2 separate regions of the Homo sapiens genome follow, and region 2 is linked to region 1. Evidence: read pairs that join two places in POLR2A ChIA-PET (ENCODE). Cell type or tissue: Panc1. All regions are shown on one strand. Each heading gives the region's core, and the rest is flanking DNA. Links, peaks and the distances in the headings are about the cores only. Region 1 overlaps PEDS1-UBE2V1 (PEDS1-UBE2V1 readthrough). Region 2 has its middle 13 kb from the start of SCREEM1.

What was found. ChIA-PET counts read pairs that join two places held together with the same protein. Peaks named below come from ENCODE experiments on the same cell type or tissue, not always from the same donor. Only the 100,000 strongest peaks of a DNase experiment are listed, where the experiment ranks them.
Region 2: POLR2A ChIA-PET joins it to region 1 with 7 read pairs; 5 of 35 experiments call an interaction of 5 or more read pairs at or near these places.

The regions. Positions count from the first base shown.
Region 1 is chr20:50,091,547-50,100,273 of GRCh38, reverse strand. It overlaps PEDS1-UBE2V1 (PEDS1-UBE2V1 readthrough), which reads left to right. Exons shown (of 8, transcript NM_199203.3): 6 at 3,454-3,602. It overlaps UBE2V1 (ubiquitin conjugating enzyme E2 V1), which reads left to right. Exons shown (of 4, transcript NM_001032288.3): 2 at 3,454-3,602. Among named protein-coding and RNA genes, the nearest start is that of UBE2V1, 17 kb to the left of the region's middle. RefSeq lists an enhancer at 349-1,012. In Panc1, for the core only: no CTCF peak of the experiment used is centred there; no DNase peak of the experiment used is centred there.
Region 2 is chr20:50,013,266-50,021,992 of GRCh38, reverse strand. No RefSeq gene overlaps it. Among named protein-coding and RNA genes, the nearest start is that of SCREEM1, 13 kb to the left of the region's middle. RefSeq lists an enhancer at 5,482-6,209. In Panc1, for the core only: no CTCF peak of the experiment used is centred there; no DNase peak of the experiment used is centred there; H3K27ac peaks cover 320 bases.

The sequences.
Region 1 (8,727 bases), core at 1,874-4,373:
GTTCTTGCTCTGTTGCCCAGGCTGGAATGCAGTGGCGTGATCATAGCTCACTACAGACTTGACCTTCCAGGCTCAAGCAGTCCTCCTGTCTCAGCCTCCTAAGCAGCTGGGACTACAGGTGTGCACCACCACACCCAGCTAATTTATTTATTATTTTTTGTTTATTTTTGGTTTTTGAGACAGGGTCTCACTCTGTCGCCCAGGCTGGAGTGCAGTGGTGCAGTCTCGCCTCACTGCAACCTCCGCCTTCCTGGCTCAAGTGACCCTCCCCTCTCAGCCTCCTGAGTAACTAGGACTACAGGTGGGCACCACCATGCCCAGCTAATTCTTGTATTTTTTTGTAGACATGAGATTTCTCCATGTTGCCCAGGCTGATCTCGAACTCCTGGCCTCAGACGATTGTCTTGGCCTCTCAAAGTGCTGGGATTACAGGTGTGAGCTGCCATACCCAGCTGACCAAGTTTTAGTAACATTAAAATCATTGTCCATTAAAAGTTAGTCACTTAAGGAATGCCGTTAAGTGAGATTCCTACTCAGAGAAGAACCCTTGATCCTTATTGAGATGAAGTGCTGGACAACCAAAGCCCTAAAGAAGCTGAGGGAGCTTGGCTTATGGATTCCTAGGGGAAGGAGCCTTCTGGACAGCAGGAATGACAGTCGCACAGGCCCTGGGTAGGTCCTTGCGTGGGGGTGCAGTTGAAATGGTTCCTAATTGGTTTTTTGTTATGCAAATAACATGGGATTGTTGTAAAAAAATCAGGAAATAGAGAAAGTAGGGGGAATCATCCATAATTCTTTTACCCAGAGATAACAGCTGTTAACATCTTGTTCTGTATCCTTACCAACTCTATAAAGCTCCTTAAGATGTCACTTATCATCTATATGAGTTTGCTAGTGCTGTCATAACAAAATACCATAGACTGGGTGGGGCTTAAACAACAAATTTCTCACAGCTCTAGAGACCAGAAGCCCAAGATCAAGGTGTCAGCAGGTTTTGTCACATTCTGAGGTACTGGGAGTTAGGACTTAAGTATATAAATTTGAGGGGAACACAGTTCAGCCCAGCCCATAGCACGATCTGTGAACAAGTACCTCAGTCATCAGCCTTCCTATCAATATGATTCTTTTGATGTTCATTTTTATTAGTGCAGGCTTGTAAATTAACCAGTAGTAATGTAGTGACTTTTCCCCCGCTAGCCTAATTAGGATTATTAAAGATTTAGATTGAACCCTTTCTGAACAATAGTTGTGTTGTCTGGCTTTTTGCCTATAATGTCACCACTATCTTTCAGTTTTATGTTTGCTACAGGAGACTTAATCCAGTATAGCTGAATAATCCAGTTGGCTGCTGTGCAGATGAAAATGCCAGTGTTTTCCAAACAAGCAGTTCAAGTATGCTTGCAGGTTTTGCTGTTTCCTTTCAAATACCATATGTAGTACTATTTAATATTTTTCTTGTAATCAACTGACTCTTTTGCTTACATTTATTTTAAAGGAAACTTTTACCATTATTATAAATGGGAAGTTAGTATATTACTTACCCTAAATAAGTTATTCTTAAACATAAATACGTGACTGTAAAACGAAGTGTTCAATCACATACCACCGAAAGTCCTCTAACATACCACTACCAACTCTGTCCTTCAGTTGCTTGGACCAAAAACCTGGGAGCTGTAGTTGACTCTTGTCTCTCACACCTCACAGGCAACCTGATAGCAAATCTCCACAGCTCAGACCTCTGAAATGCCTAGAATTACGCCACTCCTCACTACTTTCCTGCTATCACCCTGGTCCAAACGGGTATTATCTTTTGCTAGGATTATTGCAGTAGCCTCCTAGCTGCTTCTGCCCTTGCTCCCTTCACTCTCATCCTCACACAGCAGTCTGAGGGATCCTATTAAAAACAAGACAGATCATGTCACTCAGTAACAGTTGGCATCCTTAATCTCCTCTTGCTCTCTCATCTTCCTCACTTGGTTTGAGCTAAATTGGCCTCCTTGCTGTCCTTTGACACCCTAAGCAGCCTCTATTTTAGGGCCTTTGCACTTGTTTGCTCTGTCTCAAAGACTTTCTCCTCAGCTATCCATAAATCATGCCCTCTCACCTTCTTTAGGTCTTTAGTTATGACACCTGATTGCAATAACACTTTTCCTTTATCCCTCCATTTAAAAGTATAGCCCCTCCCGTATTACTCCCTCCTCCGGAACACCAGGATCTGTCATACTGTATAATTTACATATTCATTTTTGTCCATTATATGTCTTCTACTAGAATGTAAGCTGCAGGCATTTTTGTTTTATTCACTGCTTGTTCTTCAGTGCTTAGAAAAGTCCCCGATGTATACTAAGTACTCAAATATTTATTCCAATTGAATTAATGGCGTGTGTCCTACACTTTGGGAAATACATATACTGGCAACACCTCCCACAATCTGGGGTCCCTCCAGTGAGCCTCTCTTCACAGTCACATGGTTAGTCCTGTTTGTCTCTGAGAGTCTGGCCAATTGAGAGCTCAGCATTCAAGGCAGAGAACTTGAAACTTGACTGGATCCTGAGTTTTTTCCAGAGAAAATAGTGCATATGCCAGGGAAAATGGAGGAAGGAGAGACAGTCAGGATTGGTTGGGAGTGCAACCCTAGGAGAGATGATTTGTTCCCCAAGCACAGAAGGAAAGTCCATCTCTCTCTCCTCCCATAGCCCCCTCCCTTGTCTGGCCCCAGTACCTAGGTTCTGTTCTGGAAGACACCTAGAAATGGCTCAAGCCTCAGCCTGAACCCGGTACTGTGGCTTGAACCTGTGAGGTGTTTTCATGCGTTGCTTTCAAGAGCTACTTGCCAGGCTTTGGGATTTTTGGAAAACAATTGAGAACCAGCTATTCCCTTTTAGCTTTTTTGTAAGTTAAAAGAGAAACTATCACTTAAATAATTGAAAAACAATAGAATATTTTATCCTTGGTGCCTTCAGTTGACTCTTAGTTGATTAAGAGGATACCATTTTTATTTCCCATATCCATGGTGACTATTCCTCCTAAAGGTTGTTTGAGAGTCATGCCAACAAATAAGCGTAGTCTTAGCCTCTTGTCTTCCAAGGTACTTTTGTTAGCACCTGATATTGATGGTTTTCATCTCATACTAGTTGACCCCAATTCATAGACATTTAGACATGTAAGCCCCTTAGGAGGTTTGTCCAAGGGGTAGGGGTGGGGTATCTTTCTAAGTTTGGTTATCTAGCCCTAGTCACTTCACCTGTCAGAGAACCATGTGCCCCTTCCCTCTGGTTGTGCTGGTTGATACTGATAGCTTTATAAGTAGCAAGTTTGAGGTGTGATAACTTTCCGTGATTTTTTTGCATGTTAGCATCTTGATTCCCAGGGAGAGATAATGAGCAGCTAGCTCTAGGCTTACAAGTTCCCCTGGAGTTGCTGGTATCTTGAATTTCTTTCCATTTATTTTAGGAGTAAAAGTCCCTCGCAATTTCCGACTGTTGGAAGAACTCGAAGAAGGCCAGAAAGGAGTAGGAGATGGCACAGTTAGCTGGGGTCTAGAAGATGACGAAGACATGACACTTACAAGATGGACAGGGATGATAATTGGGCCTCCAAGAGTAAGCGTCGAGCTACGGCTATAAATGTCAATGTCTTAAATTCACTGTGCCTCCTTTTAAAAAATATTAGCCTTATCACGGAAAAAAAGCTCACCAATGGTATATTTTCTGAAATGTGGCTATTCTTTTTTGACCAGTTTCAGTTTATATATTTGAACCTCCTCTGATGCTGTTTAACCCCTCTAAATGGTAAGCAAAAACCTGTTTAGACTCATAGTGTGAATTTATATGACAATGTAGACAGTGAGGTGTGAAGTCATTGCACCATCAGATGTCGTTCAGAACAATCTCTGGGCTAACCAAATAACTAGGCCCTAGGTATAGCCAGCATTCCTGAAGCCAGTCTCCAAATTAACTCTGGAAAGCCTTCCCAGTTGTGGTTTTTCTTCACTGTCTCCCAGGTCTGCCGTGCACCTGTATCCTAGTTCCTTGGGCCATTCAGCAAAGGTCCCTGGCAAGCCTGTCAGCTCCTGGTCTATTCCAGGCACTACTAGACCCAGAGGCCTTTGCAAAGAAGACGAAGACAATGAGGATGGGGAAAAGTGGCCTCTTTCAGACCTTCCTGATTTGTGAGAGTTCCCAGTCTTCATAATGCCAGCCAACCGTTTTTTGAGGACACATAGTAAACCCTCAAGAAATGTCTCTTAACTCTCACAAGACCCCATTGTTAGGTGCAATTGCATTCCATTTCACAGATGAGGAGACAGACTCAGAGGAGTCAGATCTCTTGCCCAAAGTCACATAGCTGGTAACCCCCAAACCAGATCTGACTCCAGAGCCTGTGCTCTTAACCACTGTGCTGTGGTGTCTCCCTTTTGTTTACATTTTGAGTTTTCATCTGTTACCATTATAGAAGATACTAATCAAGTAGTAACTTGATGTAGGAGTCAAGAAATTGATTTCCATACTGTGACACACACTTCAGACAAGCAGTAAGGGCCTCTGCCTGAATGTAGCAAGACCTGTCCTGTGTCTGCTTGTGTTTAAGGATGATGACAACATTCATTCTTTTGATTGTGTGCAGGACTCTGCACTAGCACTGTGAGAGCAGAAAGACATGTAGGGCGTGGCCCGGGCTGGAACAGGGACAAGTGACATGTTCGTTAAGTGTTAGGACACTAATGCTCATTTCAGATGGTCATCAACACTCATGGTGAATGATTGGCTTTGCCATTTAATGTTGCTTCTTAAGTCATTTTGTGACCCTATAGTTTTGTGGAGTTTTAAAAATATATACATTTGATCTGTTTTTACTCATTTCTTTATCCTTTTTTTCCTGTGAAAACCAGAATTTTCTGCGTCTGCTAAATACCGGGGAAAACCCAATCTAGAAATCCTGTTTCTCCATGGAGATAATTTTCTTTGCTGTCTCTGAAGGTCCATCATATGCTGACATCTTCTTCACTGCATGTCTTCTCTTCCTAAGAATGATTTCGGTTTCTTGAGGATGAGAACTGTGCTTCCCTCCTTACTTCCCAGAATACCTAGAAATGACTCAGAATGGGGTACTCAGTAGATTTGTTAATCAACTTACTGATTTACAGGTTCTAAAATACTGAGAATTGAACCAATGTACAACATTGCGATACACTAAATACCACTGAATTGTACACTTTCAAAAAAACACACAAAACAATGCATCAGTAAATTCTGCTGAAAATATTCTGTCTGCCTAAAACAGCTTGGGCTACCCTGAATTTCAGTTTATCTCTTTCCAAAAGAGGCTTTGGAAGTTGTAATGCGTAGCTACGGTATGCCAGGAGTCCTCCATGTATTTGTTTTTGGTAACAGCTTTATTGGGATAGAATTCACCCTTTTAAATATACAGTTCGGTGGTCTTACATTCAGAGTTGTGCATCCGTCACTAATTTCAGAACGTTTTCATCACCTCAAAAAGGAACCCATACCCATCGGTAGGCACCCCCCATTCTCCCTCCCACATCCCCCATTTCCCATCTTTGACAATCATCAGTCTACTTTCTAGCTCAATGAATTTGCTTTTTCTGAACATCTATTATAAATGGAATTCTACAGTATGTGGCCTTTTGTGACTGGCTTCCTTTACTCAGCATAATTTTTTCAAGGTTCAAGCATATTGTAGCATCTATCAATACTTTTATTCTTCTTATGGCTGAATAATATTCCATTGTACAGATACGCCATATTTTGTTTTTCCATTTGTTGATGAACATTTGGGTTGTTTCTACCTTTTGGCTATTATAAATAATGCTTCTAGGAACATTTATATACAGGTTTGTATGTGGACATATATTTTCTTTTTATTTTTTTATCTACACCTGCTGGAATAGATGGACATAGTTGTTTTTAGCTACCTAATTTTTCCTCCTTTGAAGATGGACATATATTATATATAATTATATATTATATAATGCATTATATATTATATAATGCATTATATATTATATAATGCATTATATATTATATAATGCATATGTTATATATTATATATACTGTATATTTATATAACATATATGATATGTAATATATATTACATATAATTATATATAAGATATATAATTATAATATATAATATATTTTTATTTAAATAAAAGCAAATCCTCCAAGCCTATATATATTATATATATAACATACATAATATATTTTATATATATATATTTTATTATTATTATTATTATTATTTTTTTTTTTTTTTTTTTTTTTTTGAGTTGGAGTCTCGCTCTGTCTCCCAGGCTGGAGTGCAGTGGCGCAATCTCGGCTCACTGCAACCTCCACCTCCCGGATTCAAGCAATTCTCTGCCTCAGCCTCCCGAGTAGCTGGGATTACAGGTACCCGCCACCACGCCCAGCTAATTTTGTATTTTTAGTAGAGACGGGGTTTCACCATCTTAGCCAGGCTGGTCTTGAACTCCTGACCTCATGATCTACCCACCTCGGCCTCCCAAAGTGCTGGAATTACAGGTGTGAGCCATCGCGCCCTGCCGGAGATACATTTTTGAATTCCCCTGGGTGTATACCTAGGAGTGGAATTGCTGGATCATATGGTAACTGTGTTTAACATTTGGAGGAAATGCCAAACTGTTTCCCAAAGTGGCTGCACCATTTTACATTCCTACTAGCAATGCCCGAAAGTTCCCATTTCTCCACATTCTCACCAACACTTGTTATTGTCTTTTCACCCTTGTAGTTTTTATTATCCTGGTTCCCCAAGGTCAGAAACTAAGTCATAAAAGGAACTATCTGTGTGTAGATGCTTCCTGTGACCAATCTTTCATGATTAGCACATGAGCTATTTGCTGTGTAACTCGAATATCCACATAATTATTAAAGCATCTAAATAGAGCACTTGAGTAACTCATCTCCCTATTAGGTTTTTGTTATTGTTTTACTCAAAAGAACATTTTCCATCAAAATTTCAAAGGTCTATACCATGTGATCCAGGAATTCTTCTAGGAATTTACTTTCCAATTTCTCTTGAATGTATTGCCCAAAGGCAGTGTACAAAATTATTTCATGCAGCATTGTCAGTAGTAGCAAAATATTGGAAACAACATCATTGTCTTTGAGTATACCATATTATGTCCTGTTTAGCTGTTGAACAATGAGACAGATTTATGTGTGCTGAAATGGAATGATCTCCATGATATTGTGAAAAAGTAAATTATAAAACAGGAGACAGAGTATGCTGCCAGTTGGAGTGGGGGGCCTTGGGTGCAGAGGAAGAGCTCATGCATACACTGCTTCTGTGTGCTTAGAATACCTCTGGAGGAATGGGAAAGAAGCTGCTGACAGTGGTTGTCTTCTTCAGAAGGGAGCTGGCTGGCTAGGGCTGGAGTGGAAAGGAAACTTACTTTTTACCATATACCCTTCTGTACTCTTTGAATGTTTTAGTCATATGTGTGTGCTGTTTGAATAGTGCCCCCACCTTTTTTGTTTGTTTGTTTATTTAAAGAAAAGCAAATCCTCCAAACCTAAAAACAAAGCTTCTGAGCCAACTGCTCCTTGCACAATTCTGGCAAATGTCTAGCTGTCCACAGCGTTAGACATGGAATATTTCTACTTTGACCACAGAAGTACTAACAATAGTCAAGTTATATAGAGCAGAGTTTCTCAGACGTGGCATGTAGGGCTGGTTCTTTTCTTTGTCATGAGAGTGCTAGGTATGTGCGTTGTAGGCTGTTTAGCAGCATCCCTGGCCTCTACTCACTAGAAGCCAGCAGTACCCCCGTCTCCATTGCAGCAACCATAAATGTGTCTAGGCAACGCTTGATCCTCCCTTCCCCTTCCCAGCAGAGGGGCAAAAATGGCCCTCATCGAGGAGCACTGTTGAGCCTCTGGGGTTCTCCAAAATAGTGTTTTTTCTGTTTTTTTGAGATGGAGTCTTATTCTGTTGCCCAGGGTGGAGTGCAGTGGCGTGATTTCAGCTCACGGCAGTCTCTGTCTCCCGGGTTCAAGCGATTCTCCTGCCTCAGCCTCCCTAGTCGCTGGGGTTATAGGCACATACCACCACACCCGGCTAATTTTTATATTTTTAGTAGAGACAGGTTTTTGCCGTGTTGGCCAGGCTGGTCTCAGACTCCTGACCTCAGGTGATCCGCCCACCTTGGTCTCTCAAAGTGCTGGGATTACAGGCATGAGCCCACCACACCCGGCCAAGTGTTTTATGTGTGGATTAGAGCCTGGATGTGTGTTTATACCCTGGAGTACTGGTACCCATGCTTCAGAGGAACTGAACATAATTACAGGGGTGTAGGAAGTAAAAGAAAAGTGATCCTTTCTCTGATTCATTATGCTCACCATCGAATGAAACTTAAGTTGGTGTGTGGTGTGGTTCTACCCACTTTTGCTGTGGGTATGCAAACGTAAATATATATCTTTTTAAGAAAAATGGGATCTTCCTATGCATAATGTTTTACAACTTAATTTTTTTTCACCTAATAGATGGTGGACATCTTTCTATATCAGTGCATATTGACTGATCTCTTTTTTAAAAGCTTTGAGGCGGGGCGTGGTAACTCACGCCTGTAATTCCAGCACTTTGGGAGGCCAAGGCGGGCAGATCACCTGAGGTCAGGAGTTCAAGACCAGCCTGGCCAATATGGCGAAACCCGGTCGCTACTAAAAAAGTATAAAAATTAGCTGGGCG
Region 2 (8,727 bases), core at 1,817-4,316, 78 kb after region 1:
TGTATTTTTAGTAGAGACGGGGTTTCACCATGTTGGCCAGGCTGGTCTCAAACTCCTGACCTCAAATGATCCGCCCGCCTCGGCCTCCCAAACTGTTGGGATTACAGGTGTGAGCCACTGTGCCCAGCCTGTTTTTGCTAAATCTGACTATCCTAGTCTGGCAGGAAATAAATGTTCGATAATGTTCTCTAAATGAATGAATGAATGAATGAAGCTAAAGTGTACTGGCTGAAGGAATACAAAAATGAATGAGTGATTGAAGAAATGGCAGTATCTCCTTCCTTCCCTATTGTAAACTCTAATATGGTCTACTAGGTCCAAAATACTGGACACTGATACCATATAATTGAGATATGTAAGGTTTTTTACTTTAAGTAAAATTTGATAGTTTTATTTTTAATAAATAGAATTTTAGGGAAACTTAACAATTTTTTTTAATGAAGGAAAACTGGTTTCTCACCCAAACCACACAAGTCAAAGAATTCTTCACTATAAAATGAACTTTGTTTCATAAAATATGTATGAAAGCAAGTTACTAATATTCTAAACCATTTAAAAACTGCATACAAAGTTAACACATCAATATTTTCTACAAAACAAAAGAGCATTTAATTCCAAATGGCCTAACCACATCCTAGTTATAGAACTTCAGGGTCCACTCCAGGGACATAAGTCCAAGTATTGTTGGAATTCAGAGATCCTGTAGACTTATGGATCTATCAGTGACAAGTGAGAAGCTTATCCCATCCCAAATAGAGAGTATAAGTTCAAAATCATGATACATTAAACAAAACATTTTAGTGAATATATTAAAGAATTAAACTCACATATGGCAAAGAACAGAAGTGTGACAGATGAGAAAACTCAAAAATACTCTAACATATGTTTTGGTCCTCTGGCACTTTAATCAATTGAATCAATGTAAATTTTAAGATTGCCAATATTTCTTTGTGAATCTGACACCAAAAAGGCAGCTGGAGAAACAGCATCAAGCGACAATATGGAGAACATAAAAATGGACTCTCATAGGCCAGGCGCGGTGGCTCACACCTGTAATCTCGGCACTTTGGAAGGCCGAGGCAGGCGGATCACCTGAGTTCAGGAGTTTGAGACCAGCCTGGCCAACATGGTGAAAGCCCATCTCTACTAAAAATACAAAAATTAGCGGGTGTGGTGGTGCATGCCTGTAGTCCTGGCTGCTTGGGAGGCTGAGGCAGGAGAATTGCTTGAACCCAGGAGGCGGAAGTTGCAGTGAGCCAAGATTGCGCCACTGTGCTCCAGCCTGGGTGACAGAGTGAGACTCTGTCTCACAAAAACAACAACAAGAAAAACAAAAACAAATGAATGAGTGATTGAAAGCCCTTTTTTATAGGCATTATTACTACGGTTATTACTCTTTTCTCACTTATGGTTCAAAAGTTCCTGCTTTTGAGAACCATCTTTCTCCTTTCTTTGGCTCATGACAGCAGGCTGGAGGAAGCCGAGGCTTGCAGAGGGAAATGACTCACCCAAGGCCCTCCAGGCCTGTCTGCATCTGAGGTCGAGGCCTTTTCACACTTCCAGGCAGCTTCTGCCCTCCACACAATCATAACACCTGTCCCAGCCTCACATACAGGACCCCTTCAAATCTCACACAGCCCCATGGAGCTGGGGCAACTGCCAACCAAGAGACTGAGGCTCAGAGAAGTGATGGGACCCCTCTGAGCTCATGGTGGCATCTCCGGGATGCTGCTGTCATCCAGGGGCCCTAGAGCTGTGGCTGGCAGAACTCCAGGCTTGGCTATCAACTGGTGACTCCTGCAGCCCCATGCCTACCTGCCCTGGCCGCCGCTGGACCAAGACCCAGTGAGCAATTACTCAGCCCAGGCTGAACTGCGTGGAGGAAAATCCTCCTTTGCAGCTTTGCTCCCTCGGGCTCCACAGCCGGGAACTACCTCCCCCAAGGCCAGTTCATCTCCTGGCAGCGCTGGCAGATGTAGAAACCCAGGCCTGTCTGTGAGCTGGCAGCAGGTAGGAGGCTGGCAGAGCTTGTGCCAGGCACTCTGCCAATGTAGCCAGCGCTGTTTCATTCAGTCACTCAACAAACATTTATGGAGGGTCTGCTGGGCCAAACACTGGGTCCATTCCTTGTTGGCTGTTGGAAGAAGTAGATCAGATCATGAGTGTTTAAAAAGAGCCTAGCGCACAGCAAGCGCTCATGTAGCTATCCTTCTTCCCTGAGCAACTACTGTGTGCCTGGCACCATGTGTGGCCCTGTTTGGCCTGAGAGGGAGATAGGATCAGACAAGGAAATCAGAGTAAAGAAGAGCCTGGGAAACTGATCAAACCTGTTACGGCTCATGGAGCATATACTCCTGTGCTGGGCACAGCCCTGGCACTGTCTCACTTAAGTCATGACAGCCCTGAGCAGTGGGATTGCTACTATCCCTGCTACACAGAGTGGAAAGAGAAGGCCAGGACTCTGCTACAGGATTAGCACTGCTCTAAGATCTCCCGGCCAGGCACGGTGGCTCACGCCTGTAATCCCAGCACTCTGGGAGGTCGAGGTGGGTGGATGGCTTGAGGTCAGGAGCTCGAGACCAGCCTAGACAACATATTTAGGAGAGAAAGAGCAATTGCAGAACACCTACTAATTGAGTCAACTCCCTTCAATGAGCAATCTATTCATCCATCCATCCATTCATTCATTCAACAAATCTTTATTAAGACCCAGCACAAGGCAGGCACTGGAGATGCAGCAGTGAATAAAATAAGCAAAACTAAAGCTTCCTACAGTACCAGTAAGAGCACAGAGTCTGGAGCCAGATGCCTGGGTTCAAGTCCCAGCTCTGCCACCCACCAGCTGTGTGGTCTCGGGCAAGAAGCTTGACCACTCTGAAACTCAGTTTCTTTTATTTTCTGAGATGAAGTTTTGCTCTTGTTGCCCAGGGTGGAGTGCAGTGGCACAACCTTGGCTCACTGCAACCTCCGCCTCCCAGGTTCAAGCAATTCTCCTGCCTCAGCCTCCCGAGTTCAAATAATTCTCCTGCCTCAGCCTCTCGAGTAGCTGGGATTACAGAGATCTGCCACCACGCCAGGCTAATTTTTTGTATTTTTAGTAGAGATGGGATTTTACTATATTGGCCAGGCTGGTCTTGAACTCCTGACCTCAGGTGATCCACCCGCCTTGACCTCCCAAAGTGCTGGGATTACAGACATGAACCATCATGGCTGGCCCCTAAGCACAACCTTTAACCTTGGTCTTCCAGGCCCTACAAGACCCTAGACACCCAGTGTCCCAAGAACCACCTGCATCTGAATGTCCACTGGGTGTTCATCTCCTCTGCCTTTGCCCCAAACGCACAAATATGCATCTGCTGGTGTGGGGCCCCAGGATCTGCATTTTATTTATTTTTTTTGAGACGGAGTTTCGCTCTTGTTGCCCAGGCTGGAGTGCAATGGCACAATCTTGGCTCACTGCAACCTTTGCCTCCTGGATTCAAGCAATTCTCCTGCCTCAGCCTCCCAAGTAGCTGGGATCACAGGAATGTGCCACCACACCCGGCTAATTTTTTGTATTTCTCATAGAGATGGGGTTTCACCATGTTGGCCAGGCTAGTCTCAAACTCCTGACCTCAGGTGATCCATCCGCCTCAGCCTCCCAAAGTTCTGGGGTTACAGACATGTGCCACTGCGCCCTGCCAGGGATCTGCATTTTAATAGGTGTCACTGGTGATGGCTGTACTGGGGCCCAACATGGCCAACTAGGCTTGGAACTGGGCAGAGATGCAAGTCATCCAGGCAGAGGTGAGAGCAGGACCAGGATGTGAGATGGGCTGGAGTAAGCTCTGGTTTATTTCAGACAGGAAGGAGAGTGAGGAAGGGGTTAGGAGGAAGGATAGAGGGAAGGAGTAGGAATGGAGGGAGGGAGGGAGGGAAGGAAGGAGGGAGAAGGGAAGGAAGAGAGAGGAAGGAAGGGATGGATGGAGGAAGAGAGGAAGGAAAGGAGGAGGTAGGGAGGGGGAGAAAGAAAGAAAGAGGAGAAAGAGAGAAAGAGGAAGAACGAAAGAAGGAAAGAATTTTCATTTGTCCCAAGCTTGCCCAAATTGAGTTTGCAGCCAGACCACAGGGCTTTCATTTTCTCCCGATTTTTCTGCCAGAGGCAGAAAACATTCTCCCTTGGGAAGCTCAGAAATAGCTGAGCTCAAAAACTAGGCTGGGTGAGGATTTCAGGCTACAGGGAGGGATTTATACCAAAGGCCTCTGTAGAGTCTGGAGGTTAAGGACACAGCCACTGGCGCCAGTCGGCCTGGGTTCAAATCCCAGTTCTGCCCCCTTCCTGGCTCTGTGACCTTGGATTTGGCCTCAGTTTCTCTCCCACAAAGCAGGAATCAACAACAGTCCCAGGCATGATTGCATCTGGGCATTCACATTTCATCCGTGGGACTTGCCTCCTCTCCATCTTTGCAGCCTCCACTCAGCCAAGCCTCTCCTCAACAAGGCAGGATGAACCCCCAAGTCCAGGATTCCACCCAGCCCATTTAGCAACCCCAATAGAAACGAAGTGCCTCTTTCCCCATGGGTCCAGCAAAAATCCCAGGCCTGTCTCTCATTGGCTGAGAGGATGCAGTTGTCCTGATTGGTCAGTACTGAGTGCATGCCCCACCCAAAACCCTTGGACTGAGGCACAGAGAAAGGAGAGTCCATGCTGGGTGGGAACTTAAAACAGATGTCCCTACAAGGGCCCACAAGGGACAAGAATAGGAGAGAAGCCACTGGCTGGGCACGGTGGCTCAGGCCTGTAATCTCAGGACTTTCGGAGGTGGCGGTGGGTGGATCGCTTGAGGTCAGGAGTTCCAGACCAGCCTGGACAACATGGCGAAACCCCGTCTCTACTAAAAATACAAAAATTAGCCAAGCATGGTGGCGGGTGCCTGTAGTCCCAGCTACTTGGGAGGCTGAGGCAGGAGAATTGCTTGAACCAGGGAGGTGGAGGTTGCAGTGAGCTGAGATTTTGCCACTATACTCCACCTTGAGCGACAGAGCGAGACTCTGTCTCCAAAAAATAAAATAAAATAAAAATACAAAAATTAGCTGGGCGTGGTGGCCCATGCCTGTAATCTCAGCTACTCAGGAGACTGAGGCAGGAGGATCCCTTGAACCTGGGAGGTGGGGGTTGCAGTAAGCTATGATCACACCATTGCACTCCAGCCTGGGTGACAGTGTGAGACCCTGTCTCAATTAAAAAAAAAAAAAAAAAGAGAGAGAGAGAGAAAGAGAGAGAGAGAGACAGAGAAGCCAACACAGCACTGGTTGAGCACCTAGCATGTGCCAAGTGCTTTCACATGATCCTGTTAAGCCTCCCGACAAACCTGCCTGATGATGTTGCTTTGGGAAACAGGAAAGGGAGCCTTGGAGGAGGTGAACAGACCAGGCCAAAGCCACCCAGAGCAAGCTCTGCTTCTAAGCCCTTCCCTCCACTCCGGCCCTGCCTGATCTCGACCTCCACGAGGGGGGAACTAATAGGGGCCGTTCATCAGACACTCGCTGCAAGAACAGTCGCTGCCGTTTCCCCATGGCTGAGTCCCTGCTACCCTGTCCCCGGATACCCCTGAGGCTCTGAGTGCTCCAGGCCCTTGCCCTGGGTCACACAGCAGGGAGAGGGGAGCCAGGGTCTGCACCCAGAGCTGCCTAAATCTAATTAGGGCCTGAAAGTCAGGGCTGGCTCCCACCGTCGGGGCCAGGGTTACAGTGGGAGGAGCCTGCCGCCTTTCCAGCGACCTCCTGGACCTTGTCTCAGCTGGAAGAGGGCCCCAGCCTCTGCTCTCATCTGGATGTGACAAGAAACAGCCCAGCAGCTCACCCTAGACAGGGCAGGGGCGGAGCTGGAGAGGGTGGGAAGGGAGGCGCCAGCCATGCTCCCTGAGGAGTGGTGAGGAGAGCAGGCGCCGGGGATGGAAGGCCTGGGTTTGAACCCATCTCTGCCCCTTAAACCCTGTGTGAACTGGCGAGTACCTGACCTCTCTGGTCTCCTCTGCAAAGTACGTCCAGGCAACCTCCTGGGGGTGTGGGAAGCCCCCAGGAGCTGGTGCTTGTAGCTAACATTTACGAAGCCCCAAGCCTGGCCAAAACCTGGGATTGGCCTAGGATGAGCAAGCACTTCCTTCATCACCGCCTGCGGGGAGGGAGGTGCTCTTATTATTACCTCCACTTTACAGAGAAGAAACTGAGACACAGAGGAGGTGACTTGCCAGATGATAGTTACACAGTCAGGAAGTGTCAGAGCACGGACTGGAACCCAGGCAGACCTGGCTCCAGAGCCCACCTCTTCGCCACTCCCCAGCGCCGGAATGCAGTCAAGTTCCAGGTTAGCAGCTCCTTACCCTGTTGCTGTTGACATCTACCAGGGTTTCTGGAGTTAGGGTCCTACCCTGGTCTGGAAACGGAGGCGGGGGGAGGGGGGGAGGGGACGAGGGGGCGCGGTGGGGGGTGGGGGGAACGTCCCTATATTCCATCCCCAACAGCCACCCTGCCAAGGAAATGGGCCCGGAGGGGGTATGTGCGGCGCCCAAGGGTGCACAGCCGTGGGGTCAGGTGTGGCTTATCAGGGCAGCATCTTCCCCGCCGGCATCTCCTGGATCCCCCTCATTTATACTCTCTCTCTCTACCCCCCGCTGTGGGGCGGGGGCTGCCTCCATGCCGGCTCCACGCTGACTCCACGCTGGCTACAGGACATTTGTTACTGTGTCAGTTCTAGCTCCCACCCCGATGGGGGGGCCGGCAGGCAGGGGGCTTCCTGGCGGCCCTGGGAGGGAGGAATGCGCCCCCACCCCCAGCCCCATATGGCCTCCTTCCTGGCCCATCTGCTTCCCATTGCCCTACGCGGCTGCTGCGGGGCCGCTGGAGCCCGCCCGCAGGGGTGTGAAGTTTATGTGGCTGGGCCTGGAGCCGGCGGTGACAGGGCCACACACGTTCACACAGACACACACTGGACACCGCCCACCAACCCTGCTGCATGTGTGCTCACACACACACATCAGTCCACCCCCCACGTCCCCAAATACACCCACAGTCTCACATTCACTCCCATCAACTAACACCAGAGACTTTCAACTCACACACACACACCAGTGAACGCCATACCAAACCCTGACACACACGTACACAACGCACTCTCAGAACGGACCCCTGCTCACACACACAGCCACACACAACACGCTGACTCACACTGCCTGACACCCTTCCTAGATGTGCCCCTACACTCACACCTGCACACACACACACACATCCACCCCAACACACAAAGACACACCAGCTTACCCAGATGACACAAACACAAAACGGTGACTTCCACACAGGCCCAGACCTCGGAGAGGCCATTGGATGGGGAAGGGGCCCCCTCCAAGGCACAGGACGGCCTCTCCCCCAACCCCTCTATCAAGAGCCCAGACCCCTGTGCCAACACAGGCCACACGCTGTCCCACCTCCTCCTTATTCAACCCTAGAGGCCGAGGAGGCCATTCCTCAGAGGAGGCCTGGAGACCAGCAGCCACTGGCCGAGGTCTCCAGGGAGTGTGGGCAGAGACCGATTCCAACCCAGGCCACCTACACTGGGCACTCAGCACTCCAGCTCAAACCCCTGAGGGAGCCCCCATCTGACTCCCCTCCTTCTGGGCACCTGCACCATCCCCAGTGAGATCCTATCACTCACCACCACCTCCAGGGCCCTCGAAGAGAATTCAGGGATCTGTGAACTTGGACTGGGGGAAAAAAAGGGATGTCCTGATTTTCACTAACCGCCAACTGGAATTTGGCATTTCCTTCCCTTACGAGCAGACGTGGGAAACCACAGTGGCAGTAGCTGGACGGTGGCTTTGTCAATCAGAAATCCTTTGTCCATGTCTCTTTACAGTGTCATAGAAAGAGCATTCGTCCTCTTCCTGATTTCAAAATTACCATAGTTGGCTGGGCATGGTGGCTTGCGCCTGTAATCCCAGCACTTTGGGAGGCTGAGGAGTTTGAGGCCAGCCTGGGCAACATGGTGAACCCTGTCTCTACCAAAAATACAAAAAATTATCTGGGTGTGGTGGTGTGGGCCTCTGGTCCCAGCTACTCAGGGAGCTGAGGTGGGAGGATTGCTTGGGCCTGGGTGGTGGAGGCTGCAGTGAGCCATAATCATTCCACTGCACTCCAGCCTGGGCAACAGAGTAAGTGCCTGTTTCAAAAATAAATAAATAAACAAAAACCAAAAAGCACAGCTGTCACCATATCAAACATTCAGCTATTAAATATTTTAATGACTTTAGTTTAATATAATGTTTTACTTTAATGCTATACAATTTCATTTATAAAGGTAAATCTAAGGCTGGGCGTGGTGGCTCATGCCTATAATCCCAGCACTTTGGGAGGCTGAGGTGGGCGGATCACGAGGTCAGGAGTTTGAGACTAGCCTGGCCAACATGGTGAAACTCCATCTCTACTAAAATTTAGCCAGGCATGGTGGTGCGTGCCTGTCGTTCCAGCTACTCAGGAGGCTGAGGCAGGAGAATTGCTTGAACCCGGGAGGTGGAGGTTGTGGTGAGCTGAGATTGCCCCACTGCACTCCAGCCTGGGCAACAGAGCGAGACTCTGTCTCAAAAAAAAAAAAAATATATATATATATATATATATACACACACACACACACACACATGAATCTAAATGTATAATAAAAAAGGGATCTATGGCACAGGAGCTGATCAGAGCCCC